Regions from separate parts of the Homo sapiens genome. Here region 2 is linked to region 1. The links are chromatin contacts, found by Hi-C or POLR2A ChIA-PET in ENCODE. All regions are on one chromosome and are shown on one strand. The core of a region is the stretch at or near the end of the contact, and the rest is flanking DNA. Distances in the headings are between cores, read along the strand shown. Region 1 overlaps UBE2D3 (ubiquitin conjugating enzyme E2 D3). Region 2 overlaps MANBA (mannosidase beta).

What was found. Hi-C counts contacts between places; a loop is a spot of excess contacts on that map. ChIA-PET counts read pairs that join two places held with the same protein, here RNA polymerase II (POLR2A). Pooled maps may share reads with other maps.
Region 2: a pooled map shows a loop between it and region 1 (4-fold over the local background). The contact joins two enhancer-like sites. A Hi-C loop is called at or near these places in 3 of 37 single-sample maps with no recorded cell type and 5 of 50 pooled maps. POLR2A ChIA-PET finds 5 or more read pairs at or near these places in 3 of 52 experiments (MCF 10A, activated CD4-positive, alpha-beta T cell and naive thymus-derived CD4-positive, alpha-beta T cell).

What each region holds. Positions count from the first base shown.
Region 1 is chr4:102,807,903-102,813,916 of GRCh38, forward strand. UBE2D3 (ubiquitin conjugating enzyme E2 D3) reads right to left here. Exons shown (of 8, transcript NM_181891.3): 3 at 1,890-1,953; 4 at 1,770-1,801. Among named protein-coding and RNA genes, the nearest start is that of UBE2D3, 17 kb to the right of the region's middle. Within about 2 kb of position 1,454, at least 4 of the 41 ENCODE cell types and tissues checked have a DNase peak (open chromatin) inside an H3K27ac peak, as active enhancers do.
Region 2 is chr4:102,685,655-102,691,130 of GRCh38, forward strand. MANBA (mannosidase beta) reads right to left here. Exons shown (of 17, transcript NM_005908.4): 6 at 4,942-5,117; 7 at 3,920-4,030. Among named protein-coding and RNA genes, the nearest start is that of MANBA, 73 kb to the right of the region's middle. RefSeq lists an enhancer at 2,056-2,105. Within about 2 kb of position 1,842, at least 6 of the 41 ENCODE cell types and tissues checked have a DNase peak (open chromatin) inside an H3K27ac peak, as active enhancers do.

The sequences.
Region 1 (6,014 bases), core at 204-2,703:
CAACTAGTTTTAAAGAGTTAGTTTATTCTGCACACCATCCAATTAGAAGTTTTAATTACCAACGCTTCTGTGCTTTCTTAGTATTGACAATTTTTATAATGAAACTATCAACTACCCTCTGAATCAAAGATGAGCTTTATTTTAAGGCATTTTATAGCATTCTTTGAAAACTGGTAATCCAAAATGGGAAAATTCTAGAGGTTGCAAAAGCAACTGCTTTACAAAACACTAGGCAGATAATATGGAATTGACCTAGTAGGCACTGTGGTAAACACATATCCCATCTAAAAAAGGGAGGCAGCTGTCATTCCATCCCAAGCCATTACTGCTTATGGAATGTGGGCCTACTCAGAAGGCTTTTATTTGAAGACTGCCAACTTTCAAAAATATCGTGTGGGCCAAACTGGGTAACTCAACATTTAACTGCGTGTATTAAAATTAAACAATATTGCTACCAAATTAGATAAAAGTAAGTACTTTTAATAACTACAAAGCCAGGATTGTGCATTTCGTTATTACAGGACTATTTTTACTGTTTTAAATGTTACTTTGTTTTAAAATGATCCAGGACGTTTCAAAGTATTAAACTTAATATTTGCACCCCTGCCATGTCTTACTTTGATTTAGTTTTTCTACCTTTAGGGCACTAACATTTTAATTACTCTAAATTAATCCTCCCTGCTTCAATTTCCCATTAATTTATCCTACTCAGCACTTCATTCACCAATCACTTATTTTCCATCTTGTCACACTTCAGCACTTGTTTTAGGTATCTGTCTCCTCTAATACAGTGTAAGTTCCCTATAAGATCGACAGGGATGTTTATTATGTTCAATTTGTATCCTTATTACCTGGCACACAGTATGTACTCACATTTGAGACAGAAAAATGACTAAAGTTAGAATCAGAATTACTAAATAAATACTTGTTGATTCGACTCATCTACTAACTCTAAGAGCATTTTTTCCTTTAGAATTCTAAATATTACTTACTGACCATTATCTCACCTAGTACATTATTGCTCTTTATGTTGCTTATAAAACCACCAAAAAGGGAAGACAGTTTTCAGGAAGATACACATGTAACTTAGAAAACAAATCCTTAAGCGCCTTAGCAAGTTAAAAAAAAAAAAAAAGTTAAATATTTGTGTAAGATACAGTCTTACCCCAGGATGTTTTAGTGCGCTCTAATTCTCTGAAATTCTTAGATGGTATCCATAATTCTGAATATTCAATTATCCAGCATATAGTTGCTTATCTACCCAGGATAGAAAGGAATTTTGCTATATTCAAAATATCACTTTCTGCCTAAATATATTCAAATTTTGCATAAACTGAAGTTCTATAAAGAATCAAATATCAAAATACAATTAAGCTAGATTATTGGCAGCTGCAGTAACAGAATAAGATCTCTGAGTAACACAACGCATGGCATATCAGAGCCAGTAACTTTGTCTCTATAAATAACAGGAAGTTCCATGACAATGCTTTACACAGTGCTATGTAGAAAAACTGAACTGAGATACAGAGATGTTTGGTAGGTCATAGAGATGGCTATACTCTAGAACGTGAACACAGGGATAGACACAAAGTACACGTAACAAATGACTAACTCATTATGTTTTTTCTTTCAAATGCAGTACAACTATGGAATATCCAAAATAGAATTAACTATATGATAAAATAAACCTACAGACCAAGTTAAAAATTACAACCAAATCAATGCTGGATTTTCACTTAAAACTAAATTTAAAAATTCTTAATACTTACAGGTCCCATAATTGTGGCTTGCCAATGAAACACTAGAAAAAGAAAAAAAACTCTGGTTATCTAAAAATGCACAAGCTTAAAAAAAAATTAGGCATAAAAATCAACTTGCAAGTTACTTACTATCATCCCCAACTGGACCTGCAGAACATTGTGCTGGAGGGTCACGGGCCAAATCACTAAGTTCCTACACCAAGACAGAAAATGGGTGAGTCACATAAGCTTAATTTAAGAAAACAAGCAAATGAGTCCACTGCTTTCAGTTACTTTCACCCTATTTTTAAAGGCACACTCCATCACAATTCACATAAATAATATATTCCATTAGGAGAGAGAACATGCCTGAACATATGCTGAGACAATCATCTTAGCTAGAGTTCGTAAAAATATATATGCAAACACATTGATACAAAATTTTTTATTTACATAAAAGCCAATCTCTTACAAACCGAAATAGCTATAATTAGATATTCTCATAGTTTAAGAGCTTAGACCAGAGAGAGCTCAACATTCACGTTATTTGTTGAACTTCCAAGACCACTTTCAGAGGCCCTCAACTGTCTTAAATTCTTTGTTCTTCCTGAACCATCCTTCCTCCCCAATCCACTAACTCTATTTTCTACCTGAAAACAAACCAAAAAAACTCTCATGGGGCTAAGTACCTTTTTTGTTTTCTAATCTCCTTATTCTCTCAACTCAACCTTTTTTTTTTTTTTTAAACTCAGCATCCATTTTTAACTATTGAAATTTTTTTTTTTTTTGAGACGGAGTCTCCAGGCTGCAGTGCAGTGGCGCAATCTGGGGTCACTGCAAGCTCCACCTCCCAGGTTCACGCCATTCTCCTGCCTCAGGTGCCCGCCACCATGCCAGGCTAATTTTTTGTATTTTTTAGTAGAGACGGGATTTCACTGTGTTAACCAGGATGGGTCTCGATCTCCTGACCTCGTGATTGAAATTCTGACCCTGAAGAGCGTACTTCTGTAAGTAGAAAGACGTTTGCTCTTAACATATAGTCTGCACAATTCAATATGAACGTTTTATTTCCAACAAGTATGTAGTTCACTGTTCCATGACTTGTGCATAACAATATGAATTATCTACTATGAAAATATAGTTTATTAGAATATTTTTAAGATGGTACAGCTCCATCTTACCAATGATATAACCAATGTCTAATAATCACAAGTTAAAAAAAAAAGACAATAAATAGAACCAATGTTAATACATTACTGCCTTCAACATTTTCAAACTAACAGTTTCTCTTAAGTTTAGTCTATGGCATAAGTCAGTACACCCATTAAGTCTAGGGACTACTATATCTTCTATATCCCCTTTCTCATATAAACACGGAAATAACACAGAAGGGTAAGGTTTGGGATTCCATTTGAACAGCAGAAGACCACTAGGTACGTGGCTCATGCCTGTAATCCTAACACCCTGGGAGGCAAAGACAGGGATCGCTTGAGCCCAGGAGTTTGACTGAGACCAGCCTGAACAACAAAGGGAGACCCCCGTCTCTTCGAAAATGTTAGCTAGGCATGGTGGTGCATGCCTGGGGTCCTAGCTACTCAGAAGACTGAGGTGGGAGGATCACTTGAGCCCAACAAGTCAAGGCTGCAGTGAGCTGTGATCATGCCACTGCACTCCAGTCTGGGCAACAGAGCTGTCTTGAGACAGAAAAAAAACACAAAATCCTGTCTCAGAAACAAAAAAACAAGACCAAAAAAGCTAGACTGGGCACAGTGGCTCACGCCCGTAATCCCAGCACTTTGGGAGGCTGAGAAGGGTGGATCACCTAAGGTCAGGAGTTCAAGACCAGTGCTGCTAACATGGTAAAACCCCATCTCTACTAACATCACAAAAATTAGCCACGCATAGTGCACACGCCTGTAATCCCAGCTACTCGGGAGGATGATACAGGAGAATCACTTGAACCTGGGAGGGAGAGGCTGCAGATCGCGCCACTGCACTCCAGCCTGGGGAAAAGAGTGAGACTGTCTCAAAAACAACAAAAAAAAAACCCCAGAAAAGCTGAACGTACTCATATACAAAAGACCAAGTACTAGAAAGCAAAAGAAAGGATGCCTAAATAAAAAAGATACAACAGAGAAGCAGAGGCGAGAGGACAGCTTGAGCGCAGGAGTTCGAGACCAGCTTGGATAACATAGTGAGACCCCATTCTCCATAAAAAGAAAAAAAAATTACGATAAAGCCAGTATCAACTGTCTACCACAATATCAATGCATCCGTGTATAACTAAAAACATTAATCTTCTTTTGGTCTACTAGAACAACTTATTCCCTATAACTACAGGAATTTAAAAATGGAAACAGATTTTCAAAGTGGGTAACTTTTTTTCCTCAACTGTGATCTTTTGCCTTCCTGTGCAAAATCAAGGACACAAAATGCAGAACTTTCAGTATAAGCTCTCTCAGAAGGGTGCAGGGAATGGGAAGAAGAGCTACAAATCTTAATTTAACAAGGCATAGTGGCATGTGCCTGTAGTCCCAGCTACTCGGAAGGCTGAGGCAGGATTAAGCCCAGGTGTTTCAGGTTTTTGTGTGTTAAATGATCATGCTGGTGGAGAGCCACTGCACTCTAGCTTGGACAACAATGTTTAATGCCTATTTTATACTGGCTTCAGATGATTATTTTCATTCACTACATCAAATTTAAACACAGTGACAAATTTATGTAAGGGTCCCACTATGGCACTGACTTGGTTGGGGGAAATAAATGAGTCCTCTAAATTTTGTTCATTTTGTTAAATCCACTGGAAATCTTTAAAATAGGCTCTCAACAAACTGAGGGGCCAGAACAAAAAACAACCCAGCTTCCAAGTCTTTTAGAAAATTAGAATCATTGAATAGATAGCTTGAAAAATCAGATAATGTTGACATCTTTCCCTGCAAAACTGAGGAACTGAACAAATCAAACAATGTATGCACCAACAGTACACAAGCCTGTAACTGTGCTTTAAATATTTCAATTTGTGGGAAAGCTCTTTCAATGGAGCTGCTATTTTTATTGGGTAAGTTTGTATTCTGTAGCAGCATGGAATAAAATTGAAATTTCGAGAAACACTGAAAAAGAAAAGAGACTACATAAAGTGTTTTTGTCTTATTAAAAAAGAATTGAGACTTTGTCCCATTTAACAGGATTTGCTCTAAGCTTTTAAGACACCTTAGCTCCCAGAGGGCATTTTGCCATTTAAAAAATTATAGTATTATAGACTACAGTCAATGGGGGTTATTAATTTAAACCTTATTAACCTCAAAAGTGCTACTTTCAACAAGATTAAGTAAGACTATTAGAGATATTAGCAAAACAGCACTGAGAAACAGGGCTAGGAAACTAGAGTACACAAATACGGACTAAGAATAATTGTACTACCTTTAAAAATGTTAAGATGATCAACACAAAGTTTTAACTGCTCTAATAGTATCTTTTTTAAAAAATGAAGTTTTGATTAAAGTTGTTTAGTTAAAAGTCCACCAATCCTCTCCCCTTTTAAAAAAGTGATGGGAATCTCACTATGTTGCCCAAGCCGGACTACAGTGGCTATTCACAGGCGGAATCACAATCATAAGGCACTATAGCCCAGAACTCCTGGGCTCAAGGGATCCTCTTGCCTCAGCCTCTTAAGCAGCTGGAGTTGCAGGTACGCATCACTATGTACAGCAATTTGTTGAACAATAAATGTACATTTTTAATTGTAAAATTAAACAATGAATTTTGTTGATTGACTCCATGTGGGAAGAAAAGGTGACGCTAAGATTTTTGGCCTGAGCAAAGCATGAGATTGGCATTAAGTAAAATGGTCAACTTACAGGTGAAGCTTGTGGGCAGATGTAGAGATAAAGTAAGTAAAATAGGATAATGTAAGTAAAGACTCAATTTGAAAAGTATATATACAAGTTGAGAACAGGCTGGGAACAAATACAAAGTATCATTAATAAACAAATGATGTTTATAGCCATTCAACTTGGTGAGAGCACTCCTGGAACAGAAGGTCCTAGGAGTTAACACTGGACTAATTTAACGCTAAGAAAGGGAACCTTGGCCAGTAACCTGAAAAGTTAAAAAGAAATAAAGAATGTGAAGAAAGGCTTTGTCACAATAAACAACACTGCAGGAAAATTAAGAGGCAAATATTTGCCTCTTATATTCAAAATACACTTCAGAAAATGGCCAGTTGTTCGGGAATGGTCAGTCTAGATTAATGCCATAAAACAAACAACAAAAATA
Region 2 (5,476 bases), core at 592-3,091, 120 kb before region 1:
TTTTGCTGTTGCTTTCCATTCTCTTAATGGTATCCTTTTCTATGTTGAAATCATTGCAAACTTGTAATAAAGTTCCAACAATAATACAAAGAACTCCTATATATAATACAAAGAATCCAGAGACCCCCCCATTCAAGTTTTCATCAGTTGCCCCAATAACATTATGACAAAAAAGATCACTGCACTGCACCCAGTTCGTACATAGTCTCTTCCACTGTAGGACAGTTCCTCAATCTTTCCTTGACATTTTTGAAGATTATAGTAGATTGAAGACTGAAGACTGAAGACTGAAGGCCCTTGTGTCCTTTCAATGTGTCACATTATTATTGAGTACCTCCTTACTTCCTGGAACAGCAAGATATTTCAGGCTCCAGCTCGAGAATCAGTCATTTCTCCAAAGAGCCCTGATTGCTTTCAGCACAGAGTGGTATTCCAAATCAACATATGGGTCCTAAATCTACTCACTGCTACTAGAGAGCCACTCTTCCCAGGCGCTCTGAGAAAGGATTAGGAAATGTGTGAAAAGAACTAGGAAATGTGTGTGTGTGTGTGTGTGTCTACCCACACATACACATGCATTTACAAAGACATTTATTTCTCTGTCTACACATACTGAAAATCATAACTTCATACTATTAGCTCCAATTTGAATCCACTGTAGCTTTCCCCCCTTCTATGTTGATACCACCTTTCTCCATTCATGAAAAGGCTGGCTTCCACCACTTCAATATATTTACTTATTTGTTCAGTTGCCTATGTGAAGCCAATCTGATCCCAACTGGCCACCATTACCACCTGGTCTAAGCATAGTTTCCAATCAGACGCTTTCAGAAGAGTTGCCTATATTCACCGTCTTTACTTCCATACCTTGAGTCATTCCTCAACCCACTACAATTTGATTTCCATGCTGATCAAGGTGACCAGTAATCTCCTTGCCACCAAATCTAAAGAATCTTTCTCAATTCTTTTCTAACTTGAACTCCCTTGCAGCATTCAACACTCTGAACATTCTTTGCTTCTTAAAACACTCTTTCCCTCTGGTTTCTGTGACTCCCCACTCAAATTGGTTTTCCCTCCACCTCGTCAACCATTCCTTCTTAGATTCTTCTACTGGCTTCTCCCCAAACCCCAACCTTACTAATTATGACTGCCTGGGGTTCTGTCCTAGCTCTTTTCTCTGTGCCATCCCTGAGGTATTTCATCCGCTACCATGGCTACAATTATCTACATTCTGCTAACTTACACATCTATATCCTTAACCCACATGCAATCCCTAAGCTTAAGATCTATCTAATGAAACACCTATCAAATATTATTCCTTGGGTGTCTCTCAATCACCCCACACAAAACACATCTAACACTGAAATAATTTCCACCCAACCCCTTCCCCCAAACCTTCTCTTCTTTCTGAGTAATGTAACTCAATGAACAGAGTTGCCCTGCCTGTTCAGAGGCTGCCTGTTCAGCAGCCCAAACCAGCAGCTGAGGAACCATTCCTAACTCCTTCTTTTTTCCCACCCCCACATCATCAAGCCTGCTGAGGTTATATCCTAAATCTCTTTCAGATTTATTTCCTCAGCAGTTCTGTAGACCAACCAATCCTCATTTTTTGTCTGAATCACCACCACAGTCTTCTAACTGGTCCCCTACTCTTGCCATCCTTCCAATCTGATCTACACAATCTTTGTAAAATATGCATATAATCCTTACCCCCTCCTTAAAATCCTTCCAAGAATCCTGGCAGCACTCAGGACAGTGCTTCTTCCTTCACGTGGCTCACTAGGCCCTGCAGGACTTTGTCCTAGCTACTTTTACAACACCATCTCTTGTTCTTCAACTTCAAACTCAACCACAACTGCATTGAAATTTCTTTCACTTCTGCAAACACACAACATCCTTTCTAGTCCTTGGGCCTTCACGTTCTTTTCCCTCCGCCTCTTTGCTACATTACTTGGCCAAATTCTACTTATCCCTCAGGACACAGGCTCTGGGAATCTTCCCAGAATGCCCCTGCTCTGCACTTCCATGGCACTCTCTACATCTCTAGAGTGCTAATATATTCCAATGGCTCATTTAATGATTGAACTTCCCAATCAGATCATTAGTTCTACTAAGGTCTCAGAGAGAAACAGAAACAGTGTCTTAGTCACAGCTCTATCACCAGCACCTAGCAAAATAGCCAAAACACAGTAGGTGTGCCCTAAGTATTTACTGAATGAATCAGCCTCAAAAAATAGCAACTCTACGGCAGCCACAGCCAAAGAGCACATTTCACACACATGCATTAACTCAAGGTGTGGGGCAGTTAAACATCCTCCTTAAAGCAAACTCCTGTTGCTGCTCGATTCAAAGGCTGGCATCTTTATGTGTAATGAACAATAATACAGTCATATTAGCCTGAATGTAAAAGAATTATTTCCCTTAGAAAAAGACAGAAGTTCCTCTTCTTTCTCTGTAGTAAGTTGGAATGACTCATTATTTTTTACATTTTCATGAAAACAACACACAACAAACTCACTGTGTGAGACAGCACACATCCTCTCAGCCAAGAGGGGTACGACAAGAGTGAATGCTTTGGCCCTTAAGACGGGTCCAGGATGTTCTCCCTGTACATAACTCTGTGCATGTGTGCGTGCGCGCGCACACACACACACACACACACAAACACACATACACTCTCTTCCCCTCTCACACACACATACACACTCTTTCTCTCTCTCCCCTCCCCCCTTACACACACACACACACACACACACACACACATTCACAGTGTCTCAGAAAATACACAGCATGATTGAACAAAAGAAAAACAGAAAATGCACTCCTGAAGGACATATCTCCATCCTTAGCATGTTGTCTGGCCCACAGGAGAGGAAATACCAAATGTAAGAGGTGACACCAGCCAACTGTAAACACCGAAGCTGGTGTCTGGGAGAGGAGGAGATCTTTGAAGAGGGTTAATACCATTTCTACTAACTATATGCCATGACTCTTATAAGCCAGATCCAAGCCATCTCGTTCTTATTGTCCCTATTTTACATATTTTGAGATTAAGTAAGTAGCCTATAGCTAATAAATAACAAAGTGCAGTTCTTTCCAATTCCTAGTGCTATATCCTAAAATGGGTAAAACTGAAAAATCAGAAAACACCAGTAGAAGCACCTTATTCAGAAAAATGAAGAAGAATGTCAGAGGAAATAAATAAAAGTTAAAAATGGTTGGTTCTGGGGAGTAGGAAGTAAGAATAGGAAGTGATGGGCAAGAGGTCTTATTTTTCATATAAACTTACTAGTAATATTTGAGTTTTAAAATTACACATGTATTATTTTGATATAAGGTACAATTTTAAATCATAGCAGGAGACTACTTATTGACAAAATAATATCTAAAGTATGATCCATTTAAAAATATAAGGCCGGGCGCAGTGGCTCACGCCCGTAATCCCAGCACTCTGGGAGGCCAAGGCAGTAGATCACTTGATATCAGGAATTCAAGACCTGCCTGGTCAACATGGTGAAACCCCATCTCTACTAAAAATACAAAAGTTAGCTGGGCGTGGTGGCGGGTGCCTGTAATCCCATCTACTTGGGAGGCTGAGGCAGGAGAATTGCTTGAACCCAGGAGGTGGAGGTTGCAGTGAGCCAAGATTGCACCATTGCACTCCAGCCTGAGTGACAGAGCAAGACTCTGTCTCAAAAAAAAAAAATATATATATATATATATATGTGTGTGTGTATATATATGTATGTATATATACACACACAGAGAGAGAAGCTTTTGAATGCTGTTACTAAAGATGATCTCTGATGGGTGGGGACACAAGAGTTTTGACGGTTTCTTCTTTTCCCATGAAGATCTGTATTACTATTTTTAAAAGAAATAAAATTATTTCACAAAATATTTTAAATTACTTACTTACCTTAGCTGATTTTTCAATATTTAAGCCTCCATCCAGTTCAAAAAGAACAGTCATGTTGTACCCAGTCTGGTTTCCATGTCCATGAGGCCACCAAGTTTCTACAGTAATATTCTTTTAAGAAAATTTAAAAGTCACTCTAATATGTCATATTTTCAGCAAAAAAGGCTCAAAGCATTACATCAATTTCTCAAATAGTCAAGTACAAAACTCTAGGTTCTAAAACAATGTAAGTCTCCCCACCTATATTATGCCCAATCAGACCAATTCATTGATAATATTTAAAAATCAGCATGCTGGGAATCTAGCATGGATCAATACATCAAAAGCAAAAGGAAAGAACAGAATAACATGAGTGTTCAGAAAAACAACTCTCCCTATCCCTAACACCGAGCTTACATTTATTCCACATTCTTAACACTTAAAATGGGACTCTGAAGTTGACTCTTCTTTCAAGCCAAAAACTAAAAATCATTTTGAGTTCTTACTTTATCTCAACAGCTACTGAATGTTATTTTGCTCCACCTTTTTCAGTACACAATTATCAATTAGAGGAATAGAAAAAAGAAAAAGAAAAGATAAAAATAATCCGTTCTACCTTGATATATGAAAGATCATGAGTTTAGAATTAAAATTGTGCATGTAGAATAAGTATCAATAATCAAAATAATTGACAAGTATCAAAAATAACCACTGCTATTTAAATATAATCCATAGAATGTATTTTGGCTTTAGGATACTACAAATACTACAGAAAATTAAAATACAATGATAAAAATAAAATGAGAGAAAGAATTGCCAAATTAATAATATATTCTCTATTTTCTTAATCTTAAAGTTTGGGAAAATCATTCTTTAGCTCATACTCACAGAAAATATATGAGAGACTAAAATAGAGAAGAAAATGACAAATATAAGCAGAGAAAGTAGAATTTTCTTTCATACTTAGTCCCTCCTTTCTAATCATTTCTTTAGCACAGGTATTGCTTTTCATCCAGTGCTTCTCAGGAAGTACCATCATTTACCTTGCTAATGTTCACAAATAGCTCAACAATCCTTTTCCCAGGTTGAAGTTCAATGCTGTATGTCTGTTGTGTTTGCAACTTAGGGATGGCTACGATCACTTGACCACCAACTGGCTTTGAGCTGACAACATCAAATGTAGACTCTATTTCCAGATTCCACTCCTGGGCACTCTTATCTAAAATATAAAAAGAAAAAGAAATATATATATATATATATAATATGCTAAGCATTATCACTGCATTTCTCAGGATTCATTGAAGGTAAGACTAAAGCAGCTTCAAACCCAGTATGTGCTCCACAATGCTGTCATAATCAAAACTTCGTGGAAATTTTCTTTTAATCTTCAGTTTAATCCTTCATTCTGAAGAAGAATAACAAAAATGGTATATTTTACATAGACTTCCACTCTAAAAATGTTATGATTGTAAGTCATAAAAACTTTATGGAGCATAAACAGAAAATGACAAATGGAAAGATAAAATAAATTTTCCAAGAATAATACACATTTGTTCCTTTTTAATTAAGTAAAAATAC